2 separate regions of the Homo sapiens genome follow, and region 1 is linked to region 2. Evidence: chromatin loops called from intact Hi-C (ENCODE). Cell type or tissue: GM12878. All regions are shown on one strand. Each heading gives the region's core, and the rest is flanking DNA. Links, peaks and the distances in the headings are about the cores only. Region 1 overlaps LINC01435 (long intergenic non-protein coding RNA 1435). Region 2 has its middle 220 kb from the start of LINC01435.

Evidence for each region. A loop is a pair of places that touch in the nucleus more often than their neighbours do. Peaks named below come from ENCODE experiments on the same cell type or tissue, not always from the same donor. Only the 100,000 strongest peaks of a DNase experiment are listed, where the experiment ranks them.
Region 1: a loop joins it to region 2, with 1.9 times the contacts of the local background. A loop is called at or near these places in 1 of 110 quality-filtered maps.

Annotation. Positions count from the first base shown.
Region 1 is chr10:108,003,199-108,007,605 of GRCh38, forward strand. All of the region lies in intron 4 of LINC01435 (long intergenic non-protein coding RNA 1435), which reads right to left. Among named protein-coding and RNA genes, the nearest start is that of LINC01435, 64 kb to the right of the region's middle. In GM12878, for the core only: no CTCF peak of the experiment used is centred there; no DNase peak of the experiment used is centred there.
Region 2 is chr10:107,845,761-107,850,167 of GRCh38, forward strand. No RefSeq gene overlaps it. Among named protein-coding and RNA genes, the nearest start is that of LINC01435, 220 kb to the right of the region's middle. In GM12878, for the core only: no CTCF peak of the experiment used is centred there; a DNase peak (open chromatin) is centred at 2,109.

The sequences.
Region 1 (4,407 bases), core at 293-4,292, 160 kb after region 2:
GTGAAGGTGATGCTTGTTCTCACTATGCCACTGAGAAGTTGGAAGGATGCAAGAGATGAGCAATGTCAACAAGTTTAGTGTCACAGAAATGTTCAATCAGACCCTAGATTAACCATGCTGGTTTCTATAAGATATGAAACAGAAAGGGCTAAAGAGCAAATTTAAGTAGGTAAAAAATTAAGTTTACTACCATTTCTATTCTTCTCTATATTTGTAAGGATATTAAGTGTAAGCTTTGAAAAAGCAAACATCCTTCCACAAACAAGTTGGTCCTAATATATGCCAGATAGTTCTGCATGTTTTGATAATAGTAATAATAATACTAATACTGCTACTTCTAATCATTATTATTATTATAATCCTGAGAGCTAATTACCATTTACTTAAAGCTTACTTTGTGCCAGGTGCTGCACTTAAAAATGTATTGTATGTTTTATCTTAATTAATCCTTGCTGAGCTAAAATGAGCTTCATTATTTTCCTTTTTTAAATGATGAATCTGAGACTCATATAAATTATGGAACTATGCTAGACCACATAGCTAATGAGAAAGAGAGCAAAGACCATGAAGGCATGTGACCTGAGATTAGCACCTGTATCTGTTACACATAGCTGCATTTCTATTCTGGTAGCTTTATGTTTTATGTGACCAAGGGTAATCTACACATTAAATTGTTTGGTTCTTTACAGCATGTGGCTTTATGGGCATAAGTTCAAAGGTTCTGCTGGAGATTCTGATGTTATGTTAAATTAGAGCAGTTACATTCTCCAGTTGGTTCTCTGGAGGTTGTATGGCTTGTTGTGATGGGGCTAGGAAAACTGTCACCTAGGTCCAATTTGCCTTGAATAACCATGGGTTTTTTTTTTTTTTTTGGTAATAAACCTATTATGCCCATAAATTACAGGTCATGCTAAAACACCTACGTTGTAGAGACATTATGGAGATTAAATCAGATACTAATGTAATGAACTTACTACTTAGCAAAAACTTATAGAACTTACCAGGTACTTAGCAGGAACCACTCACATGCTAAGTACCTAGTAAACTATAATTAGCAAAGACAACCACATGTGCATTTACATCATCATTTACATTTATATAAAAAGATATTAAAAAATGTAAAGTCCTTGAGGAAAGTCATCATGTTTTATGTGTCCGTGTTGAATCCATTGAGTGTTCAACTCTCCTTAAAAGCGAAGTCATCGCACAGTGACAAGGCAAGTGCAGTCAGTTATTATGAAGCTAAGGGGATATCCAGCCCCTTTACCTCTGGAGTACCTGGACTGAAAGTACCCTTGGCCCACAAAAGAATAAGGAGTCTACAGCATCAGACATGTGCCTTCTGATGCAGGCCTGAAGTCTTGATCTGTGTTTCTAAGTCTTGAATAAAACTGTCCTCCCTCTACCAGACTGCGTCATTACTTCTCTCCAATCTTTGGACAGAATTGATATGTATATTCAGGAGGTACAAATACTACAGAGGCTGAGACTCCAGAGTCTAGTTCTTTTGGTTGCCCTGTGAGTGTTATACAAGAGAAGAATGCAAAACCATGGCCTATTCTAAATATGTAATATGTTTTATTGTAGATAATCTTTGAATAATCCTAAATGAGAACTGGGATTGCCTTTTGCTTAAACTCAAGGCAAACAGCTTTGTAAACTCAAGCAATTATCTCAAGATAGACAGTCAGAAAGGCCTGGTTTGGAATTACATCATTTGAGCTAAACCACTATACTCTATAACTCACCCCATTCCTACCGTCATCAACTTTCATTTTAAATAAGAATACCTATAATTTAAAGACTATATTTCTAATTCTCAAAGTTCAGATTCATAGGACACTGACGAGAGTACTTCCAGAGATGTTGCCATTCTGGCATCTCATATTTCACCATGAACTTAGTTTAAGAGGGGTGGCTGGCTAGAAATGAGTCCCAGTCCCCCATTGCACAGAGCTGTTTTCTGAAACTTTGCCTCTTTACCCTGTTAGGTAAAAGCAATATGTGTGACTCCCCAGCAAGTCATCAATCACTTGTTGGGGCTGGATGTGTGTTGCATTAGTTGGTGTTCAACAGTTTGTTTTTTTATGTCAGGCAACAAAAGGGTTCCTCCTGTCATCCTGAGATTAGAATGCTCTCTGTACATCAACATGGTAGGTATGGACAATTAGATTCACAGGAGTGTTGGAAGATTAGAAGAGTCCTCACCACCTGGTCCAGACAGAGGAGCCAGGATATTCAGCATTCCTTTAGATTTTAAATGAAAGCCAAAGTAAGAGGCATAGCTCCTGATTTTCATTTATACAGTCAATAACACAGAAGAAATGAATCTACCCTAGACATTCTTAACCATGAAGCCATATAATTTTTTCCTTCTTGTGATTTTTCATGTACAGTGAGCTCATGCTATGTTTTGATATCTAAGGACTGAAATGACCTAAGAAGGAGCAATAAATTTAGACATAATCCTTATAGATTTGGATTCTAATAAATTATTTACTCATTTATGGGGATAGAAAAATCATTAATAGCAGACATGCTGTGAAAATTTAGACCTGAGTTCCTGTGGGGCCCACATATTCCTGGTAGCTTCACAGCCCTGATACTGATCTCACCTCAGTGATTCATCAAACAGTGCTTCTATTTTTAGCAGGTAAAAACAAAACAAAACTCATCTCTACAATGTTCAGTTAGCATACTTGGTTCTCAGAAATACTGATGTTTCCAAAATGGAGATATCTCAGTGAAAACATCCTTTTGATACCCAGGTACCTATGTTCTCTAATGATGTCCTAAATCAGCTGAAACTATCCACAATTTACAGGTGGGATGCTTATCAAAAATTCTGGCCATACTACAATAGAATTGGGCTGGCTACATCTGGTAAGATGAAGAGTTGAAGTAACCTGGAGTAATCCAGTAGACATGGCAGGTCTGTCTCCAAACAAAAGTCCCAAATCCAGAGGTTTCCAGAGGACCAAAAGCAACAGATGAGAATGTAACTGAAAATGGAGAATGGAGATTAAACTCGAGAGGAATAAAGCAGGACTTTTTTGGTCTTCTAGGTAGGATGGTACAACCCTGAAGAGGAGCACATCAGGAATAGAAGCACTGACCAGTCAAAAGGGACGCTTATGGCAAACTCAGGCCCATGTTCACAGGCTGTTGATCCAGCCCCAAGATTACTGCTTGTTTCTAGAGTGAGACAGGGGTTCAGAAGCCAGTGGGTGAACCCTATGCAACATCAGGACAAGACAGAAACACTAATCTCCAAGAAGAACTGTATTAGTTTGTTTCCACACTGCTGATAAAGACATACCTGAGACTGGACAATTTACAAAGGAAAGAGGTTTAATAGAGAACTCACAGTTCCACGTGGCTGGGGAAGACTCACAATCCTGGTGGAAGGCAAGGAGGAGCAAGTCACACCTCATGTGGATCGCAACAGGCAAAGAGCAAGTGCTTGTGCAGGGAAACTCCAGTTTTTTGTTTTTGTTTTTGTTTTTGTTTTTTTGAGATGGTGTCTCACTCTGTCACCCAGGCTGGAGTACAGTGGCACTATCTCAGCTCACTGCAGCCTCCACCTCCTGGGTTCCAGCAATTCTCCTGCCTCAGCCTCCCGGGTACTTGGGATTACAGGCATGCACGACCACACCCAGCTAATTTTTGTATTTTTAGTAGAGACAGGGTTTCATGATGTTGGCCAGGCTGGTCTCGAACTCCTGACCTCAGGTGATCTGCCTGCCTCAGCCTCCCAAAGTGCTAGGATTACAGGCATGAGCCACCGTGCCCAGCCAGAAACTCCTATTTTTAAAACCATCAGATCTCATGAGACTCATTCACTATCACGAGAACAGCACAGGAAAGACCCACCCGCATAATTCAATCACCTCCCATCGGGTTCCTCCTACAACATGTGGGAATTAGGGGAGTTACAATACAATATGAGATTTGGATGGGGACACAGCCAAACCATATCATTCTGCCCCGGGCTCCTCCCAAATCTCATGTCCTCACATTTCAAAACATAATCATTCCTTCTCAACAGTACCCTGAAGTCTTAACTCATTTCAGCACTAACTCAAAAGTCCTCAGTCCAACATTTCATCTCAGACGAGGCAAATCCTTTCTGCCTGTGAGCCTATAAAATCAAAACCAAGTTAGTTACTTCCTAGATACAATGGGGGTATGGGCATTGGATAAATATAGCCATTCCAAATGGGAGAAATTGGCCAAAAAGAAGGGGCTACAGAACCCATGCAAGTCTGAAATCCAGAAGGGCAATCTAATCTTAAAGCTCTAAAATGATCTCCTTAGATTCCATGTCTCATATCCAGGTCATCCTGATGCAAAAGGTGGGTTCCCATAGTATTGGGCAGCTCCACCCATGTGGCTTTGCAAGGTACA
Region 2 (4,407 bases), core at 153-4,152:
CCGTAACACTCGATGCATCCATTAATTAACCTTCAGAAGAATTGAAGTGCTCTGAGGATACTTTTAAACAAAAAAAATGTGTGGATCAAACCAGTCTTCTCAGTGGTGAATTGTAGCTCAGTATTCCAATTGTGCTGTTTCATGACCATTTTGCTCTAAAGCTTTCTCACTGAACTTCAGAACCAGCTCACAAGTTCTCTTCCCTATCCTGAAGGAACTCCTCTCACCTGTAAACTCACATAACCCTTTGTTTATTCTTGTCTTGTGTCATTGATAATCTGCCTTTCTTTAGAAAACCTTATTCTAACAGCCTACAGATTCCATGAAAAGATACTGGACTTTATTCATCTTTGTGACCTCCTCCATATCTAGAAAGAACCTGACTCATATAATATATTCTTACTAAATATGAATATGTTTCCAAAACCCAGTACTTTGACAGCTAGTTCCATTTAAATGATCAAACACTACCTAAACATTCTGAAAAGTAAAAAAATAAAGAAAAGGAATAATAAAAGTTTAAACTTCAGTATTAAATGGACTTAGACTCAGATTCAGCTCTGAAAATTACTACCTGAAACACACAATGGGCAATGTTTGCAGGCTCATTAAATTTCATATTTTCCTTTTGTGAAAGGGGGATATTAATGCAACATAATTCTCAGGGTTATTGGGAAGAAACACAATGCCTGCCATTATAATAAATGACTAATAAATGTTCACTATTTATATTTGGCTAAATGTATCAGGGCATCCTCTCACTCTCCCCCCATCTCCTCTGCAAATTGAGCACTTTTGCTTCCAATCGAGATCGCTAATGTTCAGCAGCCACCCCTGCCTTTTTCAGTGACAACCACCTCTGTTGAATTCCTCCCAAGGTTACTAACAGCTCAAGCAAAGAATGTTGGGATATCAAATATTCTGCAAATATTCAAACCACCTCTTGAGTAAATCCCAGTCCCTGTGAATGAACCTCCCTTAAGCAGCATTTATTTGAGAGAGTGGGCTGATTTGAGCTTCCTTGGGGAGATACAAAATTGAGAGAATGGAAAGGGATTTTAATTGCAGAAAACACACGCAGAGCTTCAAAAACAGATGCCAGAGTCCTTCAAAGCTGTTTATGCTTCTTTACACATTCATTTACTTTACCAAAATTTTACTTTTGGCAAATTCAGGACTTTTCCACTGTACTGAGCAAGCATTTAAAACAACTGTTTCTACTGTAAGCAAAAGTCAGCAGAGGAGGAAAGAATGCAGAGGAAAAATTGCTGAAGTCTTCCTACAAACTGGAGGATCAGGACCAATACATACTGCTTATATAAAAGTTGTGACCCACAGGGTTCATGCCTGGAACCCTTTAATGAGGCCATTAAAGACACATAATCCAGATATACTAAAGTAATTACACAAAATGACTTGAGTCTCTTCATATACATATTTTAAAACCTACTACAATAACTCTTCCTCCACTCTCCTTAAAACCCCATTGAAAACCTACTAGCCCTATAAAAATACGTAGCTTTCATAACTCTAGGTACCAGTGAAAAATATTAGACAGAGATCGCTATCATTATTTTACTTTATTCCTATTGTCTTCCTCCCTTTCCCCTTCTCCAGATGCTTCCTAGGAACATGAGGGAAGAAAAGAGATTGAGAGAAACAAAAAATTCCTCTGTAAACATCATGGGAAAATAGGAAAGGCAAATTCTGAAAATGTCATATTAATAAATCTTTTTCAGCACATAAAATTAAAATGTAATACTTGACTAATATTGGGATATTTTTATTGCCTTGTTATCAACTTTCCTCTTGGTCCAGCAACAGATTGCCTACAAACACTCACATGTATTAAAAATTATTTGTCTTTCTTCTTTTAAATTTTATCTCAACTTCCTTTCAAATAGTAGTACCTGAGACTTAGAAGTCTTTACCCTAATTTAATGCTGACCTACCAAGAGGATATATGAGTTTCAACTTAGAGAATAAACAAGTGTTGGGGGGTTGTAAAAGTTTTCTTTTTACGGAAGTGCTGATAGTTGGTTAAAGAACACTAGTGAACCATTTATTTTAACAGCTTTTCATTTCCTGTTTCGGTTTGTAATACCTGTGAGACTTAGAAAGTAAGTGCTATCCTAGACAAGTTTCATTTGGTAAACATTGATCCATTTGCTTTTATTCTGATTAGAGCTGAAATAAACTGTTCTCTCTCCCTATTTTCATTCTGTGTCATCCCAGTTGGAAGTCCTGAGCTGAGCCATGGCTTTCGTTCAAAGTGCTTTCAGCATAAGCACCGCAAGATCCTTAGGTGCCCCACTTTCTTATTTCAGCAAAGAACAAAAAGTGAAGGTTTGTGTTGCTTCCTCTTGCACGGAAAACAACAAGCCTATTTTAGAAAAGGAGAAAATCTAATCCTTTTGAGGTACCATATAACTCTTGGATAAAGTGTTCTTAACAGTTTTCTGACAGACCTCACTTCAAATCATGGGATGATCATCTGACCTTGAGCAACTGACCTCATTTCATCGGACCAGTTTCTCCATCAGAAAAATAAAATTAACAATAGTACTCTCTTCAGAGCATCATTATGAGGATTCAATATAACAGTGTTTAATAAACAGAAGATCTAGGAAAAGTCTTATTACCTTATTACCTATGGATTCTCTTCACATATGGTACTAGGAAAAAAATACCACTGGGAGGTATTATATATACTTCCCCAGACCAATGTTATATTTCTGAGAGATGCATCAAATATAGTCTTCTGTGTGTGTTAGGGGTGGGAGTGAGTGAAGGGTCCAGATAAAATATAAATGACTTGATAATTGTTGAAAAAGAAATAAGGTACATAGGAGTTTGTCATATTATCTTATTTTTGGATAAGTTTGAAATATTCCATAATCAAAATATTAAAACAAACAGAAGGAAAACAAAACTCTTGGGATGTTGGTCCCCAGGACTGTGGGAGAGGCAAAAAGATCACATAAATTTGGTTTTTCTTGTATGCATACATTCCTTGTATTTTTGTCTAGAAATATCTTATCCTCATTCTTGCCTGTATTTCTGCCAGAACACGTTGCTGCGTATGTGCTTTTTAAGCATCTCTAAGAATATACTTGGCAGTCATATTTCCCCTTAGAGAAGTGGGAGGCAGAGGGCACAGAGGAATCTTGATTCCCCAAGGAAAAAATTTTCTCCTTGGTTATTAACATGAGAGCTGCCCCAGGTTGCTGAGAGATTACAAATCACATCTCTGTTTTTGGGGGCCCTTGAGGGAAAGGAGGCCAGGGAAACAAACTCACTGGGAATGATGTGTGGCATCCATGGAAGCCATCTGGAGATACACTCGTAAAAAACGCGGTGTTGAAAAGAATATGGCAGCAGCTTCTGCTCTTCTTCTGGAATTGGCTTCCAACCTTCTTCATTTAACCTCCTTTAGCCCAAAGTGCACCATAGGCTGAGAATTCCAAAGGCCTTGTTTTGACATGAGGCATTAATCAATGTTATGATACAGTTTCTGCATAATGGGATGCTTTCATGTCAATCAACCACTGACTCAGACTTCTACGACTACGAACAATCCAATATGTCTACATTCGTGTGGTTCATAGTTTGTTTGATGTCTGTCTTCACTGAGAAAAATTATGACAAAAAATTTTACTCCTCCTCCCCTTTTTTAAGGGATTTGGACAAGAACTTAAAGAAGACATACAAAAATGAGGCTGAACAAGTCTTGGTCCCAGCAAGTAATGGTGTATTAATTATCTACTTCTGCATAACAAATATCACCAAAGTAGCAACTTAAAACAACATTTGTTATTTTCTCACAGGGGCTATGGTCATCACTGGATCACCTGAGGGAGGTTTCCCTTCCAAGTTCTCACATGGCTGTTGTTAACATTGAATTCCTCATAGGCTGTTAGACTGAGAACCTCAGTTCTTCACTGGCAAGCCTACTCTAGATTGCTATAATAAGCCAGGTGATTGGTTTCATTAATTATTATTTTTGTCTTTTCTTCTTGATAGGGTGAAAACCACAAGTTTACTGTAAAATTCAACTTACGATATTTCTACTTGGGAAACCTGCACACCCCAGCCTCAAAATGCCTCAGTGCTACACTGATTTGAGTTGCCTGGCCAACCTCTACTGATCCATCAGATCTCAACTTAAAAGGCCTTCTCATAAAATTAGTTAGGGAGGAGTCCCTCCTTTTCAATTGTTTGAAATAGTTTCAGAAGGAATGGTACCATCTCCATCCTGATACCAAAACCGGGCAGAGACACAACAAAAAAAAGGAAAACTTCAGGCCCATATCCCTGATAAACATGGATGCGAAAATCCTCAGTAAAATACTGGCAAACTGAATCCAGCAGCGCATCAAAAATTTATCCACCGCAATCAAATTGGCT